Linked DNA regions of Homo sapiens: region 1 is linked to region 2. Evidence: read pairs that join two places in POLR2A ChIA-PET (ENCODE). Cell type or tissue: OCI-LY7. All regions are shown on one strand. Each heading gives the region's core, and the rest is flanking DNA. Links, peaks and the distances in the headings are about the cores only.

Evidence for each region. ChIA-PET counts read pairs that join two places held together with the same protein. Peaks named below come from ENCODE experiments on the same cell type or tissue, not always from the same donor. Only the 100,000 strongest peaks of a DNase experiment are listed, where the experiment ranks them.
Region 1: POLR2A ChIA-PET joins it to region 2 with 14 read pairs; 3 of 35 experiments call an interaction of 5 or more read pairs at or near these places.

What each region holds. Positions count from the first base shown.
Region 1 is chr4:83,235,169-83,246,004 of GRCh38, forward strand. No RefSeq gene overlaps it. Among named protein-coding and RNA genes, the nearest start is that of COQ2, 44 kb to the right of the region's middle. RefSeq lists an enhancer at 372-421. In OCI-LY7, for the core only: no CTCF peak of the experiment used is centred there; DNase peaks (open chromatin) are centred at 2,603, 5,523 and 5,953; H3K4me3 peaks cover 1,556 bases; H3K27ac peaks cover 2,717 bases.
Region 2 is chr4:83,432,072-83,442,907 of GRCh38, forward strand. It overlaps HELQ (helicase, POLQ like), which reads right to left. Exons shown (of 18, transcript NM_133636.5): 7 at 9,234-9,332; 8 at 7,792-7,937; 9 at 4,787-5,026; 10 at 55-196. Among named protein-coding and RNA genes, the nearest start is that of HELQ, 18 kb to the right of the region's middle. In OCI-LY7, for the core only: a CTCF peak has its summit at 5,030; DNase peaks (open chromatin) are centred at 4,830, 5,390 and 8,280; H3K4me3 peaks cover 6,140 bases; H3K27ac peaks cover 6,545 bases.

The sequences.
Region 1 (10,836 bases), core at 1,086-9,085, 200 kb before region 2:
TTTCAAAAGCCTCTTAACATCTTCTCTGTTTTGAGTGCATCATCTTCTCTAAGATGAATTATCTTCAGACCAAATTATATAAGTCAATCTGCAATGGAACAAGCTGGAGGAGATTTAGATTCACTATCTAGAGAAAAGTGTTCATTTGTTTAAAAGAAATACTTTAAACTGAGGGAATTCATCACCACTAGACCAGTCCTACAAGAAATGTTTGAGAGTCCTTCATCTAGAAGTGAAAGTGTCAGGCCTCTGAGCCCAAGCTAAGCCATCATATGCCCTGTGACCTGCACATATACATCCAGATGGCCGGAAGCAACTGAAGATCCACAAAAGTGAAAATGGCCTGTTCCTGCCTTAACTGATGACATTCCACCATTGCGATTTGTTCCTGCCCCACCTTAACTGAACTATTAACCTTGTGAAATTCCTCCTCCTGGCTCAGAACCTCCCCCACTGAGCACCTTGTGACCCCCGCCCCTGCCCATAAGAGAAAAACCCCCTTTGACTGTAATTTTCCACTACCCACCCAAATCCTGTAAAACAGCCCCACCCCATCTCCCTTTGCTGACTCTCTTTTCGGACTCAGCCCGCCTGTACCCAGGTGAAATAAACAGCCTTGTTGTTCACACAAAGCCTGTTTGGTGGTCTCTTCACATGGACACACATGACAGAAAGGATGATGTCTACCATCAAGAAAACACATAAGACTGTAAAACTCACTGGCATAGCAGATACACAAATGAGAAAGAGAAAGGAATCAAATGTTACCACTACAGAAAACCACCAAACCGCAATGATAAATAATGAAAGAGACAAAAGATCAATGAAACAAAAAGTTGGTTCTTTGCAAAGAAAAACAAAATTGATAAACTGCTAGCTAGAATAACCAAGAAGAGATAAGATCCAAATAAACATAATCAGAAATGAAAAAGGAGACATGACAACAGACACCAGAAATGCAAAAGGTCATCAGCGAGAATTATGAACAACTATATGCTCAAAAACTAGGAAACCTAGAGGGAATTGATTAAATACCAGGAAACATACTACCTTCTAAGATTAAACCAGGAAGAAACAGAAAACCTCAACAGACCAATAATGAGATTACATCATAATAAAAACTCTCCCCACAAAGAAAGGCCCAGAACTGGATCACTTTATTGCTGAATTCTATCAAGCTTATAAAGAACTAACACTAATTCTTCTCAAATCATTCCAAAAAATTAAAGAGGAGGGAAATCTTTCTAACTCATTCTGTAAGGCCAGCATTACCTGATGCTAAAACCAGACAAGGACACACAAAAAAAGAAAACTATGAGAGAAAAATATCTCTCAGGAACATAGATGTAAAAATCCTCATCAAAATACTAGCAAACTAAATCTAACAACCATCAAAAATATAATACACCATGATCAAGTGGGATTTATCCCAGGAATGCAAAAAATGGTTCCACATATGCAAATCAATAAATGTGATACATTAACCAAAGGAAGGACAAAAACCATATGATCATCTCAATAAACACAGAAAAAGCATTTGATAAAATTTAACATCCTTCATGATAAAACGTCTCAACAAGTTAGGCGTAAAAGAAACATACCTCAAAATAACAAAAGCCATATATGACAAACCCACAGCTAACATCATACCACCTGGGGAAAAGCTAAAAGCCTTTCCTCTAAGAACTGGAATAAGACAATGATGCTCACCTTTACTATTCTTATTCAACATAGTGCTGGAAGTCCTAGCCTGATCGATTAGGAAAGAGGAAGAAATAAGGACATAATCCAAGTTGGAAAAGAAGTGAAAGTGTCTCTCTTTACAGATGACATGATCTTATACTTAGAAAAACCTAAAGACTACCAAAAAAGTCTTACAAATGATAAGTAAATCCAGTAAAGTTGAAGGATACAAAAACCAATATACAAAAATTGGTAGTTTCTATATAACCAGGATGAACTAATTAAAAAGAAATCAAGAAAGCAATCCCGCATTTCCACCCACTTCCCCACCCAGTGCCACTCTGGCTACCCTGCACTCGCTCTGAGCTCCAGGCTTCTGCTAAGTTAGCAACACCATGGTCTCCCTTTAGCTGCTCTCATGATTACCTACCCTGGCATCATCAGCCACAATAGTTCAACATGTATAAGATTTGGGAGATTGCAGACAGGCTTGCCTGGAGTTGGAGGGAAAGATGGTAAGTAGGACGCAGGGTAACACTGATGACTTGTTCATTGGTGGAAATGCCTCTGCTGAAGGCCCTTAGGGCAAAGGTGCCTCCCAAAGTGCTGGGATTACAGGTGTGAGCTACCGTGCCCGGCCAGGTCTAAATATTTGTAACGAACTGTTAAATAAAATATGTTCTACCCTCACATCTTGACAAATACACTTTTATAATAACCTGGAAGGGCAGGTTCCTATTTAGAATTCTCAGACTTCTTGGGGTCTCCAGATTATGGAGACAGCTGGCTCCCTGGCTGCCCATCCCTGGTCTGAGGGCATTTCCTCTTTTATTTCTACCTATGCCCCATCCTACACTACAAAGGGCTTTGTGGACACATGTGTGGACACCTGATGCTGCATAGCTAAGCTCTAACCACACCCACTTCATAAAATGTGTGTCCCCTGGGCATCCTTAGCCATTAGGGTTGTGTACTCCAGCTGTGCAGTCTGCCCTTAGGAGGACTTAATCAGGAAAGAGAATGTACTAGCCCTGTAAATAGGCTCCAAGTGGTTTGGGCAGATAATTCTGCAGTCTAAGGCACCCAGACGTAGATGAATAGTATTCCATTGTATAGATCACTTTGGGTAATATGGACGTTTTAACAACTTTAATCCTTCCAGTCCATGAGCATGAGCTATCTTTCCATTTATTTGTGTCTTCTATTTTTCTAATTATTTTTTAAATAGTTTTCAGTGTACTGATTTTTGTGTGTTGATTTTGGATCCTACAACTTTACTGTATTTGTTTATCTTAACAGTTTTTTGGTGGAGTCTCTGGGGTTTTCTATATATAAGGACACGTTATTGGCAAACAGGTGTAATTTAACTTCTCCCTTTCCTATTTGGGGAATGTCTTTTATTTCTTTCTCTTGCCTAATTGCTGTAGCTAGGATTTCCAATACTATGTTGAATAGAGGTGGCAAGAATGGACATCTCTGCGTTGTTCTGATCTTAGAAGAAAGGCTTTCCATTTTCACTGTAGTGTATAATATTAGCTGTGAACAAAATCTGCATTTTTAAACACCTGTTAGATTCTTACTGGGAGATGTTGAAGGCCTCTAAAAGTAAGAGGTAGGGTAGGGCTTTGTGTTGCTGTTCCCCCCAGACTCACTAAATGTTTGCATGTTACCTTGGTATCCAGCCCTAGATGGAATTCTGCTACCGCTGTAATCATTAGCAAGCAGGCGTGCTCTTCTTACAAGCTCAGCTCAGTCCCTTAGGCACTGTATCGGATGAGATAAGGAAAAGCTGCTGTAATAATAATACAGTGGTTTAAAGCAACAGTCCAAGGTGAATGTTCCAAGGTGGCAGGTGGTCTGCTTCATGAGCCACTCAGGGGCTCAGGTTCCTTCCAACGTGATTCTGCACTACTCTCTGGGCCTTTTGTTGTCTGCATAGCAAAGTTCTAGCCAACCAAATGGCAAGAAGGGAACAAGAACTCAGAATAGGCATATTCATGTTCTTAAGGTGTAGGCCCAGAAATCTAGGTATACATTCTTCTACTCACATGCCATCAGGTGAAACTTAGCCACATGAATACAGCTATCTGTTAGGTGAGCTGGATTGGGTGGTGTAGCCAAGCACCTAAGAAGAAGAGGAGAATGGACTATTTGGTAGAAAACTGGTTGTCTCCACCATTGGCACACTGCCAAGTATCTTGCAGGAAAGAATTAATCAAGGCAGATGCAATAATATTCTAGAGCCAAGTTAAGCTCACTTACTATTCAGAATAGGTAGCAGAATCTTCAGGTCCAAATCAGAGCCTGAGCCACAAAGACCACTCTGAAAGATATAGATAGGCTGCTGGGCTCATAAATTTTATGCACTTCTATACATATAAGGACACAGATTCTTCTACAGTATTGCTAATTAATCCAAATATTTTATTTTATTTTTATTTATTTATTTATTTTGAAACGGAGTCTCGCTCTATCGCCCAGGCTGGAGTGCAGTGGCGTGGTCTCAGCTCGTTGCAACCTCTGCCTCCTGGGTTCACGCCATTCTCCTGTCTCAGCCTCCCGAGTAGCTGGGACTACAGGCGCCTGCCACCATGCTGGCTAATTTTTTGTATTTTTAGTAGAGATGGGGTTTCATCGTGTTAGCCAGGATGGTCTCGATCTCCTGACCCCGTGATCTGCCTGCCTCAGCCTCCCAAAGTGCTGGGATTACAAGCGTGAGCCACCGCACCCGGCCTCACACATTTTATTTTTTAAATTTAAGTTTATTTTATTTTCTTAGAGATGGGGTCTTGCTATGTTGCCCAGGCAGGATTCAAACTTCTGGGCTTGGCTGGCCATGGTGGTTCATTCCTATAATCCCAGTGTTTTGGGAGGCCAAGGCACGAGGATCTCTTGAGGCCAGGAGTTTGAGACCAGCCTGTACAACATAGCAAGACACCTTCTCTACAAAACAAAAACAAATCAAAAACAGACAAAAACCTCCTGTGCTTAAGGAATCCTCCCACCTCAGACACCTGAGAAGGATCACACACACATGCCACTGTGCCTGGCTAATCCACATATTTTAAACATCGCACATTTTGCCAACTGAAAACTATTTCTATCATTTTAAAAGTATATTAACAACTAGTACATTGAGATAGCAATAGTCAAACCACTTGTAACAGGTCCTCTGGAATGTGGAGACCTGAGAAAAACATTTCAAACCTATCCTGGAGAGTATATTCCTGATTAGGGCACTTCAAATGCTAAATTCCTATTTCTAGATTAAAAGTAACAAACACGCATATATCACATTGTCCAGGCCCTTGATGCATATTGAAAACATTCACACCACACACATACACTCACATACACATGCACACACGCAAACACGTGTGTGCACATACACACACATGCACACAGGAAATACAGAAAACTATGCACCAAAATAGAGATGATTATTATCACGTAGGGTCTATTTTGTGCAGGTATCAACATATAAATATTCCCAGAGGAATTTCATAATTCAGGATTTCGTGAAGATGACAAAAGAAGAATGACTGCATCTATTCTGAACTTTACCCAGTTTTGGAGTCCTGATGTCAGTCACTACTTCTTACTTTCTAAGGCACTGATGGTAACAATTAACTTCTGTGGCCAAAGGACTATTTCCAGGATGGCCTGGATCCTCTTTTTGCCATCCCACACTGCTCTCACACCACACTGTCTGAGATGTCTACTTCCTGCATCTGGGCCCTTATTATAAATGAAAGTAGTTCTTTGCTTTGGTCCTGGCTCAAAATATAGCCCTCAACTACTGAGTCTTTAGCAATTCCTTTGCATCTGATTGCAGATGCAATTGAAAATTGCAACATAACTGCAATTGCCTTGCCTGTGAAAAGGCAATATAACTGACGGTTGAAAGCGAAGATTCTTTCAGTTCCCTCAACTGAATAATGAGTTCGCAGATGTAAAGTGCTTAGGACAGCACCTGGCATGTAGTAAGTAGCACTCTGTGGGTACCGGCTGTTATCATTTCTCTATTATCTGTTTCTCCTGACAGACCTGTAGATAGTGGAACTTTGAATCTTCTTCACTTTATTTTATTGTTTTAATTAATTAATTAATTAATTAATTTTTTTTTAAAGACAGAGTCTTACTCTGTTGTCCTGGTTGGAGTATAGTTAAGCAATCATAGCTCACTGTAACCTCAAACAACTGAGCTCAAGCAATCTTCCTGCTTCAGCCTCCCAAGTAGCTAGGACTACAGGCATGCATCACCTCACCCAGCGAATTTTTAAATTTTTGTAGAAATGAGGTCTTGCTATGTTGTCCAGGTTGGTCTTGAAACCCTGACTGCAACGGATCATCCTGCCTTGGCCTCCCAAAGCTCTGGCATTACAGGTGTGAGCCACTGTGCCTGGCTTCCACTTTATTTTAAGAAGGAAACCACAGGTAAATATTCTTACACTTTTATCACTCTTGACACTACCCTTCCACTAGGTAACTGCAGGAACAGGGTCAGATGACTGCTGGGGTTGTTTTGAAACTTGACATGATTAAGCCTGTGATGCCAGGATAAAAAAAAATTACTTTTCTCTTGCCTTTTATCTGTTGTCTGTCTTTTAGACATTTAACTATCAGTCTTCCTACATAAAGGAATAAATGGGGTAAAAAAAAAAAAAAAAAAAGAGTTTTTCCCATTCCAAGCTGGCCAAATAGGAACAGCTCTGGCCTGCAGCTCACAGTGTGATTGATGCAGAAGACGGGTGATTTCTGCATTTCCAACTGAGCCTCTGCTGGTGATACCCAGGGGAACAGGGTCTGGAGTGGACCTCCAGCAAACTCCAACAGACCTGCAGCTGAGGGACCTGACTGTTAGAAGGAAAACTAACAAACAGAAAGGAATGGCATCAACATCAACAAAAAGGACATCCACACCAAAACCCTATCTGTAGGTCACCAACTCCAAAGACCAAAGGTAGATAAAACCACAAAGATGGGGAGAAACCAGAGCAGAAAAGCTGAAAATTCTAAAAACCAGAGCATCTCTTCTCCTCCAAAGGATTGCAGCTCCTCGCCAACAACGGAACAAAGCGGGACAGTGAATCACTTTGACGAGTTGACAGAAGTAGGCTTCAGAAGGTCAGTAATAACAAACTTCTCCGAGCTAAGGGAGGATGTTTGAACTCATTGCAAGGAAGCTAAAAACCTTGAAAAAAGATTAGACAAATGGCTAACTAGAATAAACAGTGTAGAGAAGAACTTAAATGACCTGATGGAGCTGAAAACCATGGCATGAGAACTACGTGACACATGAACAATCTTCAGTAGTCAATTCAATCAAGTGGAAGAAAGAGTATCAGTGATTGAAGTTCAAATTAATGAAATAAAGTGAGAGGAGAAGTTTAGAGAAAAAAGAGTAAAAAGAAATGAACAAAGCCTCCAAGAAATATGGGACTATGTGAAAAGACCAAATCTACGTTTGATTGGTGTACCTGAAAGTGACAGGGAGAATGGAACCAAGTTGGAAAACACTCTTCAGGATATTATCCAGGAGAACTTCCCCAACCTAGCAAGGCAGGCCAACATTCAAATTCAGGAAATACAGACAACACCACAAACATACTCCTTGAGAAGAGCAACCCCAAGACACAAAATTGTCAGATTCACCAAAGTTGAAATGAAGGAAAAACTGTTAAGGGCAGTCAGAGAGAAAGGTCGGGTTACCCACAAAGGGAAGCCCATCACATTAACAGCGGATCTCTCGGCAGAAACTCTACAAGCCAGAAGAGAGTGGGGGCCAATATTCAACATTCTTAAAGAAAAGAATTTTCAACCCAGGATTTCATATCCAGCCAAACTAAGCTTCATAAGTGAAGGAGAAATAAAATCCTTTACAGAGAAGCAAATGCTGAGATATTTTGTAACCACCAGGCCTGCCTTACAAGAGCTCCTGAAGGAAGCACTAAACATGGAAAGGAACAACCGGTACCAGCCACTGCAAAAACATGCCAAATTGTAAAGACCATTGATGCTAGGAAGAAATTCCATCAACTAATGCGCAGCTAACATCATAACCAGCTAACATCATAATGACAGGATCAAATTCACACATAACATTATTAACCTTAAATGTAAATGGGCTAAATGCCCCAGTTAAAAGACACAGACTGGCAAATTGGATAGTCAAGACCCATCAGTGTGCTGTATTCAGGAGACCCATCTGACGTGCAGAGACACACACAGGCTCAAAATAAAGGGATGGAGGAAGATCTACCAAGCAAATGGAAAGCAAAAAAAAGCAGGGTTTGCAATCCTAGTCTCTGATAAAACAGACTTTAAACCAACAAAGATCAAATGAGACGAAGAAGGCCATTACATAATGGTAAAGGGATCAATTCAACAAGAAGAGCTAACTATCCTAAATATCTATGCATGCAATACAGGAGCACCCACATTCATAAAGCAAGTCCTTAAAGACCTACAAAGAGACTTAGACTCCCACACAATAATAATGGGAGACTTTAACACCCCACTGTCAATATTAGACAGATCAACGAGACAGAAGGTTAACAACGATATCCAGGACTTGAACTCAGCTCTGCACCAAGCTGACCTAATAGACATCCACAGAACTCTCCACCCCAAATCAACAGAATATACATTCTTCTCAGCACCACATTGCACTTATTCAAAAATTGACCACATAGTTGGAAGTAAAGCACTCCTCAGCAAATATAAAAGAACAGAAATCACAACAAACTGTCAGACCACAGTGCAATCAAATTTGAACTCTGGATTAAGAAACTCACTCGAAACCACACAACTACATGGAAACAGAACAACTTGCTCCTGAATGACTACTGGGTAAATAACAAAATGAAGGCAGAAATAAAGATATTCTTTGAAACCAACGAGAACAAAGGCACAATGTACCAGAATCTCTGGGACACATTTAAAGCAGTGTGTAGAGGGAAATTTATAGCACTAAATGCCCACAAGAGAGAGCAGGAAAGATCTAAAATCAACACCCTAACATCACAATTAAAAGAACTAGAGAAGCAAGAGCAAACAAATTCAAAAGCTAGCAGAAGGCAAGAAATAACTAAGATCAGAGCAGAACTGAAGGAGACAGAGACACAAAAACCCTTCAAAAAATCAATGAATCCAGAAGCTGGTTTTTAGAAAAGATCAACAAAATTGATAGACCGCTAGTAAGACTAATAAAGAAGAAAAGAGAGAAGAATCAAATAGATGCAATAAAAATGATAAAGGGGATATCACCACCAATCCCACAGAAATACAAACTACCATTGGAGAATACTATAAACACCTCTACGCAAATAAACTAGAAAATCTAGAAGAAATGGATAAATTCCTGGACACATACACCCTCCCAAGACTAAACTAGGAAGAAGTTCAGTCTCTGAATAGACAAATAACAGGCTCTGAAAGTGAGGCAATAATTAATAGCCTATCAACCAAAAAAAGTCCAGGACCAGATGGATTCACAGCTGAATTCTACCAGAGGTACAAAGAGGAGGTGGTACCATTCCTTCTGAAACTATTCCAATCAATAGAAAAAGAGGGAATCCTCCCTAACTCATTTTATGAGGCCAGCATCATCCTGATACCAAAGCCTGGCAGAGACACAACAAAAAAAGAGAATTTTAGACCCATATCCCTGATGAACATCGATGCGAAAATCCTCAATAAAATACTGGCAAACCAAATCCAGCAGCACATCATAAAGCTTATCCACCACGATCAAGTTGGCTTCATCCCTGGGATGCAAGGCTGGTTCAACATATGCAAATCAATAAATGTAATCCATCACATAAACAAAACAAACAACAAAAACCACACGATTTTCCCAACAGATGCAGAAAAGCCTTCCACAAAATTCAACATCCCTTCATACTAAAAACTCTCAATAAACTAGGTATTGATGGGACATATCTCAAAATAATAAGAGCTATTTATGACAAACCCACAGCCAATATCATACTGAACGGGCAAAAACTGGGAGCATTCCCTTTGAAAACTGGCACAAGACAAGGATGCCCTCTCTCACCACTCCTATTCAACATAGTGTTGGAAGTTCTGTCCAGGGCAATCAGGCAAGAGAAAGAAATAAAGGGTATTCAAATAGGAAAAGAGGAAGTCAAATTGTCTCTGTTTGCAGACGACATGACTGTATAATTAGAAAACCCCATCCTCTCAGCCCAAAATCTCCTTAAGCTGATAAGCAACTTCAGCAAAGTCTCAGGATATAAAATCAATGTGCAAATATCACAAGCATTCCTATACACCAATAACAGACAAATGGCAAAATCATGAGTGAATTCCCATTCACAATTGCTACAAAGAGAATAAAATTCCCAGGAATCCAACTTACAAGGGATGTGAAGGACCTCTTCAAGGAGAACTACAAGCCACAGCTCAACGAAATAAAGGAGGACACAAACAAATGGAAAAACATTCCATGCTCATGGATAGGAAGAATCAATATCGTGAAAATGGCCACACTGCCCAAGGTAATTTATGGATTCAAGGCTATCTTCATCAAGCTACCAATGACTTTCTTCACAGAATTGGAAAAAACTACTTTAAAGTTGATATGGAACCAAAAAAGAGCCTGCATTGCCAAGACAATCCTAAGCAAAAAGAACAAAGCTGGAGGCATCACACTACCTGACTTCAAACTACACTACAAGGCTATGGTAGCCAAAACAGCATGGTACTAGTAGCAAAACAGAGATATAGACCAATGGAACACAACAGAGGCCTCAGAAATAACACCACACATCTACAACCATCTGAACTTTGACAAACCTGACAAAAACAAGAAATGGGGAAAGGGTTCCCTATTTAATAAATGGTGCTGGGAAAACTGACTAGCCATATGTAGAAAGCTGAAACTGGATCCCTTCCTCACACTTTATACAAAAATTTATTCAAGATGGATTAAAAACTTAAATGTTAGACCTAAAACCATAAAAACCCTAGAAGAAAACCTAGGCAATACCATTCAGGACATAGTCATGGGCAAGGACTTCATGACTAAAACACCAAAAGCAATGGCAACAAAAGCCAAAATAGACAAATGGGATCTAATTAAACTAAAGACCTTCTGCACAGCAAAAGAAACTACCATCCGAGTGAACA
Region 2 (10,836 bases), core at 852-8,851:
GACCAACAACCAAGAAAAAGACAAAAACAACCAACCAACCAAATTGAGTATTACCTGTTGTTTGTCTTTTTCTTGCAATATGAGGATACTCTCCCCAATAGTATCTATTCCAGCACGACCAGCTCTGCCAATCATCTGTTTATATTGATTCCTCTTTAAAAATTCCTTAGCAACATAGGGAGCTCTTAAAATAACTCTGTGGAATTAATGAAAAATGATACTCTACAGCAAACAGCACCAATTTAAAAAATTCTTAATTTCATTATATATTTGTGATATTAAATTTAATGACATACTAACACAAAATAATAGGTAACTAGTGTTTACCAAGAATCTATGATTTCTTAGGTTTTTACACATATTATCTATAATTCTTACAAAACTCTTAGTTATAATATACTTTTTTATTTCATTTTTATAAAGGAATTAATTACAACTCAGTTAACTGACTTATCCTAAACTAAAAAATTAGTAATTACCAGAGCTATCATTTGAACTCAAGTCTGCCCAGCTGCAATGCCTATGATCAATCTGTAGCAGTAGTCTCCAAAGCGTTTGGACTTTATACTCCATAAATAAAAAATATGACCATACACCACTAACATATACATATCTATTTATGAATTTTTATTATTTTGAACTGTATAAAATTGCAGATGTCAACTGTTTTTGACCTACAAAAATGGTGATTTCAGCCAGGCTCAGTGGCTCATGCCTGTAATCCCAGCACTTTGGAGGGCTGATGTGGGAGGTTTGCTTGAGTCCAGGAGTTTGAGACCAGCTTGGGCAATATAGTGAGATGCAGTCTCTACAAAAACAACAACAACAACAACAAAAAACTGGCTGGGCATGGTAGTGTGCCCCTGTAGTCCCAGATACTTGGGAGGCTAAGGTGGGAGGATCACTTGAGCCTAGGAGGTTGAGGCTGCAGTAAATCGTGATTACATCACTGCACTCCAGCCTGGGCAACAGAGTGAAACCCCATCTCTTAAAAAAAAAAAGCAATTTCAATTATGTTCATATATACAGAAGTCTATAGTCAGTTAGTCAGCTTTCTTATCCAAAGGGAAGAAAAAACCTATTGTTTACCTATACTAGTCAACTTCCTCTTTATTTATAAATCTCATATGCAGAAAAGATTACCAAATACTTGAAGAAAACTAATAACATAAAAGAAACATAACATGAATATACAGAATAAGTGACCACAAAACCAGATAATATAGGGATCAGAAGAGAACTTTTAAAAATCCTAATTAGCATTAACAGAAAATTCCAAAGAGTATTATATCCACAATATAAGAGTAGACTATTGGCGGGGCGTGGTGGCTCACGCCTGTAATCCCAGCACTTTGAGAGGCTGAGGGGGGCGGATCACGAGGTCAGGAGATGGAGACCATCCTGGCTAACACAGTGAAACCCCGTCTCTACTAAAAATAAAAAAATTAGCTGGTCGTGGTGGCAGGCGCCTGTAGTCCCAGCTACTCAGGAGGCTGAGGCAGGAGACTGGTGTGAACCCAGGAGGCGGAGCTTGCAGTGAGCGGAGATTGCGCCACTGCACTCCAGCCTGGGTGACAGAGCGAGACTCCGTCTCAAAAAAAAAAAAAAAAAAAAAAGGAGTAGACTATTGGCCGTGTGTGGTAGCTCATGCCTGTAAATCCCAGCACTTTGGAAGGCGAAGGCAGGAGGATCACGAGGTCAATAGATTAAGACCACCCTGGCCAACATGGTGAAACCCCGTCTCTACTAAAAACACAAAAACTAAAAAACATTGTGTTGTGTGCCTGTAATCCCAGCTACTTGGGAGGCTGAGGCAGGAGAATCACTTGAACCCGGGAGGCAGAGGTTGCAGTGAGCAGATATCATGCCACTGCACTCCAACCTGGAGACAAAGCGAGACTCTGTCTCAAAAAAAAAAAAAAAAGGAGTAGACTATTATAAGGAAAGAACAACAAAAGAGAGTTCTTAGAAATAAAAAAAAATTAACTTTATTTAAAAATTCATAAAAAATTTGAAGGGCCAGGTGTGGTGGCTCACACCTGTCAATCTAGCACTTCGGGAGGCCACGGTGGGCAGATCACCTGAGGTCAGGAGTTTGAGACCAGCCTGGCCAACATGGCGAAACCCCGACTCTACTAAAAATATAAAAATTAGCCAGGTGTGGTGGTGGGCGCCTGTAATCCCAGCTACTTGGGAGGCTGAGGCAGGAGAATCGCTTGAACCCAGGAGACAGAGGTTGCAGTGAGCCGAGACCGCACCACTGCACTCCAGCCTGGCCACTGGGCAACAGAGTAAGACTCTGTCTCACAAAAAAGAAAATTCAATTGAAGAACTGAATAATGAATGAAAATAGTTAATGGATACAGTTAATGTAGTTAATGGATATCAGTTAAAAACTCATTTTTTTTTTTGAGACAGGGTCTCACTGTTGCCCAGGCTGGAGTGCAGTGGTACAATCATAGCTAACTGCAGCCTCGATGTCCTGGGCTCAAGCAATCTTCCCACCTCAGCCTCTCGAGCAGCTGGGATCACAAGTGTATGCCACCATGCCCAGCTAAGTTTTTAATTTTTTAGTAGAGATGAGGTCTTGCTATGTTGTCCAGACTGGTCTCAAACTCCTGGGCTCAAGCAATCCTCCTACCTTTGCCTCCCAAAGTGCTGGGATTACAAAAAAACTGATTTTTTGATATGGAAGGTAAAGTTGAAAAAAATTACATGGCACAAACGTGTGCTTACATTCTTCCACATTCTGAAAAATGTGTAAGAAAAGAGATACGAAAGCTGAATCTAAGAGGCCTCAACCCTGCCTAAGTGAAATTATAAAAGCAAGGAACAGAGATAATGGGAAGAAAAAGAAATAACAGAAAAAAAATTACTCAAAGAAGAAAGGCATAAAGCTTAGATTAAAAGCATCCACCCAAGTGCTAAGCCCTATGAATGAAAAGTAGTACTGTTGGGATTGTAAAATCAAACTTCCTGGGTTCAAACACTGGCTTTAAAACTCATTTGTTGGAAAATGAGTTGGGAAAAAGTTATGTAACTTTTTAAAGTTGGGAAAATTATTTAATTATTTAGTGCCTCAGTTTCCCCTTCTATAATAGGTGTGTAATAAAATATGACCTTCCTCACAGAGTTATTGTGAAGCTGTATCAAGTCAATGCATGTAAAGTTGTTACTACATGAAAGGGAGGGGAATGTAGTAATTACAACTATTATTATACACCATGACAAAATTGGGAGGTTAAAGAGAAAAGTCTAAAAGTTTCTGGAAAAGAAAAACAGAAAATCCATGCAGAGACAAAAATGAGCAACATTGGCCTCTAGAAAATATGGAACAATATTTACAAAATCCCTAAAGGAAAAAAATTGAATCTAGAATTCTTTTGCTAGTGAAGTGTAAAAGTGTGAGGCCAAAATACAGATATCTTCAACTATGCAAAGAGTCAAAATGTTTTACCCCCTAAAGCGGTATTCTAAAAAGGATTACTCAAGGAAGGCAAAATTAAAAAAAAAAAAATCAGAGAAGAAAGATGTGGGATATAAGAGGCAGTGGTAAGCAAAAAAGAAGTATGATTTACAGGTAAGTTTAAATACTACATAAGATGAAAGAAAATGTTTAAATCTGGCACTAAAATTCTAAGTAATTGCAACATTCATGGGGCAGAGTAGAATATACTAAGGACATGCTAAGCCTCTTTTTATGTTCAGGAGAGGACAGTTATTGATTAATTCTAAAGTAATAAAAAATGTTTGGTTACAACTTAAAATTTTAAGAGTAACCACTGGAATAATAGAAACAGGATATATAACTTTCATTTTTTTCTTCAATTGTCTGAAAAATGGAAAACTTAATGAGAGACAGAAATTGAAAATAAAAGAATGGAAAAAGGTACATACGTGGCAAAAAAAAAAAATGAGTCCTGGTATTCAAAGCAAAATTATTAAATGAGAAAAACAAGTATTTATTGTATTGATAAAAGGTATAATTCGGCAATAAGATATTTGAAGTAAACCTTTGTATATCTAAATAGTTTTGAAATATAAAAAGTAATAACTTCTAGAGATGCAAAAAGGAGAAACTGATAACTACATAATTAAAGTGGGAGACTAACACACTTCTCTGAAATTGATAGACCAAGGAATCAAATATAGTAAGAAAATAGAGAAGCCGATAACACAATGAACCTCTGTGATCTCGCTGAGATGTACAAAACTGCATATTCAACTGAAAATACATATTTTTTTAAACACTCATGGAAAGTTTATAAAAATTGATCATTTATTAGCAAAATACCCCATGATCATAAATTATAAAGGGGAGAAGTCAATTACACAGGCCTACACCTTTGGTAATAACTGGAAAGGTAATCAAGGGCCTGCTTTAAAATACATATATTAGACACAAATTGCCTATGGATCAGCTCTCCAAGATTTCAAGGAAATCTCTATGTTAAATAAACTCTTTCATATCATAAAAAAGGTAAAACACTTGCCAACTATTTCTACAAAACCAGATTAATAGACCCTAACATCAAAACCAGATATAAAGAGCAGAAAGGATGGAATTCTAATATCAAGAAATCTATTAACGTTATTTTTCATTACATATTTCATTACATATTCATTAAAATATTAAAGAAAATAAACCAACCAATCAACTCAGCATATGCTAAAAGAACATTTGATAAATTCTCATCCACTACTGAGAAAGCATAAAACAACAAAACTCCTCGCAAGCTAGAAATGGAAAAGTTCTGAGCCTGGTCAACACTTACTTATCTCTTACCTTCGAGCTGGTAGGTTGACACCTGCCGCTAGGGTAGATGTGCAGGTAAAAAGACAGAGCACTCCTGTGGAGTAGGCCTCCTCCAAGAGTTTCCTTTCATCACTTGTTAAGCCACTGTGGTGATAGGCAACTCCAAATGGGATAGTGCGCTTTAAAACAGGACACAGGTTGCCATTGCCAATATTCTTCAAGTTCTTAATCACCTCACATTTTTCTTTCTCCTTATGTTTCAGATATTCCCTATGAAAAAGATCTGTTAGAAATATGAGCCCTTGATCTTTTAGTGACAAAATTTCTACCATTTTCATTTTAGTAGATGCTAATGTAAACATTCTTTAATGTACTATTTCCATTGAGTTAAGTACATTAAATGTTCTTAGAATTTTGATTCTGACTTCATTAACTATTAGGCAGTCTCTCAATCTTTTTGTGGATTACAGAACCCTGTGAAAATCTTATCAAAACTAAGGAAAGGCGAAATGCGATGGCTCATGCCTGTAATCTCAGCACTTTGGGAGGTAGAGGCAGAAGGATTGCTTGAGCCCAAGAGTTCAAGATCAGCTTGGGCAGTGAAGCAAGACCACCTCTACAAAAAATAACAAAAATTAGCCGGGCATGGTGGTGCATGCACCTGCAGTTCCAGGCTATGGGGGAGGATGAGGTGGGATGATTGCTTGAACCCGGGAGTTTGAGGTTGCAATGAGCTATGAACCTACCAGCCTGGGTGAAAGAGCAAAGCCTTGTCTAAAAAAAAAAAAAAAAAAAAGGAAAAATATAACTATTTACATAAATACAACACTTTACATATAATTTCAGAGGGTTCGTGGATTTCCTAAAATTCATTCCTGTACTTCCTTTGAATCCATGGACACCAGGTTTAGACCTTTGCTCTGGATGTTATAACTGTTTTTTTCTTTATAACATATATCTTTATAGGGGATAGTTTTTTTAAAGACATAAATTTTCTTTTCTGAAGATGGAAACATACATATTATTAAATCATACTTCCATGGTAAAACACTGCCTAAACACTTGCACTTTAGAAACTTCACATCCTACAATGTTTCCATCACTTAGCCAGTGTCTCCATCTTATTACCTTGAATTACTCTAAGAAAATGAATGATTTACTGAGAATTTTTTTAATGATAATTTAATTTCCTTAAGCTTTTATAATCAAAATCATTGTAAAAGCAGACTGTTACCAAAATGAGCAACTCCTTCATCTTATTCCAAACATTTTTATATTTTGCTATTCAATAAATTTAAGTCTATCTTAGACCAATCCATGATAGTAGGATTGAAAGAGGAGGTAGAGGTTGACTAGATTAGCATTCAGGTTAATAGACTATGAATAGTGATACAGCATTAGCTAAGGGGCTGAAAGAAATCTCAGAAAATGATAAAACCACACATGGGACAAACAGGTGTATAAAAAACTGAACTGTTAGTAGTTAAAGTAACTTCATACTTATCTCTATGAATACGACAGAGCCAATATTAAGATACTACAAAATTATAAGACAACACATTTCTTACTCAGGAAATTATATCCAAATGTCCATACAACTAAGTGTGAAGTTTACTAAGAAAACAAAGGCAGGCCAGGCGCAGTGGCTCACGCCTGTAATTCCAGCACTTTGGGAGGCTATGGGGGGCGGATTGCTTGAGCTCAGGAGTTCGAAACCAGCCTGGGCAACATGGTGAAATACTATCTCCATGAAAATTACAAAAAATTAGTTGGGAGTGGTGGTGTGTGCCTGTAGTCCCAGCTACTTGGGAGGCTGAGGTAGGAGGATCACTTGAGCCCAGGAGACAGAGGCTGCAGTGAGCTAGCTGAATTTGTGCTACTGCATTCCAGCATAGGTGACAGAGTGAGACCCTGTCTCAGGAAAAAAAAAAAAAAAAAAGGAAAAGAGAAAAAAAGGCAATGGAAGATACAATTCATTTCCACAGTGGTAACAGTGATTAGTCCTTTGACTGACTAAGCCAGTTGTTCCTGTCCTTGGCTATATGTTGGACTTGCCTGGGGAGCTTTACAAAATGATATCTGGGTGTCACTCCCAGAGATTCTGATTTGTCTAAGATGTAGCCTGGACTTTGGAATTTTTAAAAGCCTCCAAGATGATTCACTATGCACCCAAGGTTTTGAATCACTGACCTAATATTACTTAACATTCTCATACATATAGTCTTAGGGTTTTGTCTTTTTTTTTTCCTTTTCTTTTTGAGACTGAGTCTCCCTCTGTCACCCAGGCTGGAGTGCAATGGTGTGGTCTCAGCTCACTGCAACCTCTGCCTCCCAGGTTCAAGTGATTCTCCCGCCTTAGCCTCCCGAGTAGCTAGGACTACAGGTGCACGCCACCACACCCAGCTAATTTGGTATTTTCAGTAGAGACAGGATTTCACTATGTTGGCCAGGCTGGTCTTGAACTCCTGACCTCATGATCCGCACACCTTGGCTTCCCAAAGTGCTGGGATTACAGGCATGAGCCACCGTGCCTGGTCTTCTTTTTTTTTTTTGATGGAGTCTCGCTGTGTCACGCAGGCTGGAGTGCAGTAGTGCGATCTCAGCTAACTGCAACCTCCGCCTCCCGGGTCCAACAGATTCTCATGTCTCAGCCTCCCCAGTAGCTGGGATTATAGGTGCAAGGCACCACACCCAGCTAATTTTTTGTATTTTTAGTAGAGATGGGGTTTCACCGTGTTGGCCAGGCTCGTCTCAAACTCCTGACCTCAAGTGATCCACCCACCTCGGCCTCCCAAAGTGCTGGGATTACAGGCATGAGCCATGGTGCCCAGCCACCTTAGAATGTTTCTCTGGCTATTTCACATGTGATTTTTCACAGTTAAAATTTCTTTCTTCAAGGTCAAGGCCTTCAGTATACTAAAACAACTTAATATGATGTTTTGCAAGGCATAATTAGTGTTTGCCCAATAAAATTAATACATAGTCTGTAATTCCTAATAAAAATAAAACAGGCTATTTAAAAAATATTAACATACTTGCTTAAAAATTTGCATATCATTTCTGCTACATTTTCACAGTTCTTCTTACTAGGACAAAAAACTAAGCAGGAATAATTGGGAATAACTTCTGTCACCAATGCTACCAAGTGATCAGGATCCATCTTTTTTAGGGTATCAGAATACTGCAAAACAACAAGATGTAGGAACAAAGTGGTTAGTAAACATGAAACCCTGTCAATTTTTTACCAGTGTGATTTGAAAGGTAAATAAACCATCTATAATTCTAAACTTCTAATTTAATAAATCTGATCATTTAAAAGAAAAGATGAAATCTATATTAAACATCAAAATGTTCAATCTCACTTTTCTTTTAGGTTATTATGATTTTCTTAGGTCTAGTTAGTCTAAAAAAAAACCTAGAATTAAACAAGTGAATTAAAGAAAATTAAAGAAGTGAAAATAGTTAATGTTATTAATAGCCTCACTACATGCCCATCTCCACCACAGCAGAACAAAAAAGTCCACAGAGAGAAACACAGATTGATCCTAATAATAGTTAACGGACTGTGTAAATAAGACATGCCCTTTACAACCATTAAGTTTTCAAAAACACAGATTCAATCATACTACTGAATTATGACAATTTTTGTAGTCACATGAGGAACACAAAGAACATGAAGAAAAAATGTGAAGTTATTTAAAATCTATTTCTTCAACTTTACTAAAGACATAGCTGTAGAATAACACATCTTCACAGAATTCTAAAACTACTGTATAATCCCTTCTTCCCCTTTTTAATATCCTTCATACAAGTCATAAAACACTAAAATTTACATAGTAGACATTAACATTTTATACACCAATATCTGAACTACATGGTCCATAAATTATTCTTTTGTTGTTGTTGTTGTATGAATAAACATTTACAGGAGAGTTTTCCAAATTTTCTTTGTTCACAGCCCCAGGGCCCAAAGAAATACTTTACAGTTTTGTTAATTAAATAGTGAGGTCCAAACAACTTAATAAATACGTACTTCCTCACAATTTAGTAGCTGTTAGAATAAATAATACACATCAGTTGAGTGAAAAAATATTTTTATTTCATTCTTAAATAACCACAACAGCTCACTAATGGGATGTGTGCACAACTTGGTACTGTCTTTCAAAATCTGAAATAAGACTGGACACAGCTATTCTCTTCTGTTCCAGATTGATTTTCACACGGTACTTGCTTACAGCAACTGTAAAAACCCCAACTTCACAAAGATATGATGTCATAGAAAAGAATATGGTGTGATCTAATGTTGAAACTGGAAACGAGCTATCTTGAACTGGCAGTCTGCATGGTGTCCAACAAATGTCAAGCATCAGCTGTTTCTCTGAAAAATCTAGACTATTCTACGGAATCCATTGGAAACTCTTGTTGTGCCCCAGACACAAAGTCTGGTAACCTGGAATTTAAATGTTATCAATGTTACCTTATAATTAAGAAGACGTGAAAAAGTCATGCCATTCTCAGCTTTGCTGTCAACTTCATATATTGTATCATTTATTTTCAGATATTCTTTTAACTCAACCTTGAATTAAAAGGACATTTGCAATTAATACGACATATAAATTCATCTTTCCAGTGTTTTAAATATTGTAAAATAGGTTAAGAAAGGACAGCTATAAAAGAGTTTAGCTTTTCTAAGATACATAAAACATGCTTCAACTTAAAAGTTCTTGCTTTACCATTTCTTCTTCTTCTGTTTTGGTCTCTTTTTCCCTTAAAATCAAAATAGAGATCAATATCCTTGAAGAAATATGTTTGAATTCAGTAAACATCATATCCAAAAAAGAAACCACACACTTCTGTATTTGTCACAAAAAGTGTGAGTCTTGGTGTTCTTAACTTTTACTAAGGTATCATCTGTTTTATGTCTCAAGATCTAAAACTTTGTCTTTTTTTTTTTTTTTTTTTTGAGACAGGGTCTCACTCTATCACCCAGGCTTGGAGTGCAGTAGCATGATCACAGCCCACTGCAGCCTCAACCTCCAGGGCTCATGCTATCCTCCTACCTCAGCCTCCTGAGTAGCTGGGATGACAGGCATGCGCTACCACGCCAGGCTAATTTTTATAGAGATGGGGTTCCTCTATGTTGCTGAGGCTGGTCTTGAACTCCTGGGCTCAAGCGATCCTCTTGCCACAGCCTCTCAAAGTGCTAGGATTACATGCATGAGCCACCGTGTCCAGCCAAAACTTTCTGTCTTATTATTCATCAGTTTTAATTCTAAATACCACCACACTATTTTTCTTTATTTGTCGACAAAAACAGTTTGTAAACACAGCTCATTGCATTTTATAATAACAATAACAATGTCTACTGTGGCAATTAAGTTAAAAAATATCTCTTGAAAATGTTCCTATCTGGTTCAAATGTAAAAACATCAATTTTTTTTTTTTTTTTTTTTTTTTTGAGACAGGGTCTCACTCTGTAGTCCAGGCTGGGGTGTAGCGGCACAAACACAGCTTACTGTATCCTCAACCTTCTGGGCTTAAGTGATCCTCCCATCTCACCCTCTCAAGTAGCTGGGACTATATGTGAGTGCTAATATGCTCTAATTTTTTTTTTCTCTCTCTTGCAAGGCTGGAGTGCAGTGGCGCAATCTCGGCTTGCTGCAACCTTCGCCCCACTGGGTTCAAGCGATTCTCCTGCCTCAGCCTCCAGAGTAGCTGGGACTACAGGCGTGCGTCACCATGCCCTGCTAATTTTTGTATTTTTTAGTAGAGTCGGGGTTTCACCATGTTGGCCAGGATGGTCTCGATCTCTTGACCTCGTGATCTGCCCACCTCGGCCTCCCAAAGTGCTGGGATTACAGGTGTGAGCCACCGCGCCTGGCTGCCCTAATTTTTTAATTTTTTGTAGAGACAGGGGTCTCGCCATGTTGCCCAGGCTGGTCTTGAACTCCTGGACTCAAGCAATTCTCATGCCCCGGCCTCTTAAAGTGTTGGCATTGCAGGTGTGAGCCACTGCACCCAGCTAAAACATCAAATTTCAAATTAAAATTTGGCAATTAAAAAAATATTTTCTGAAAACC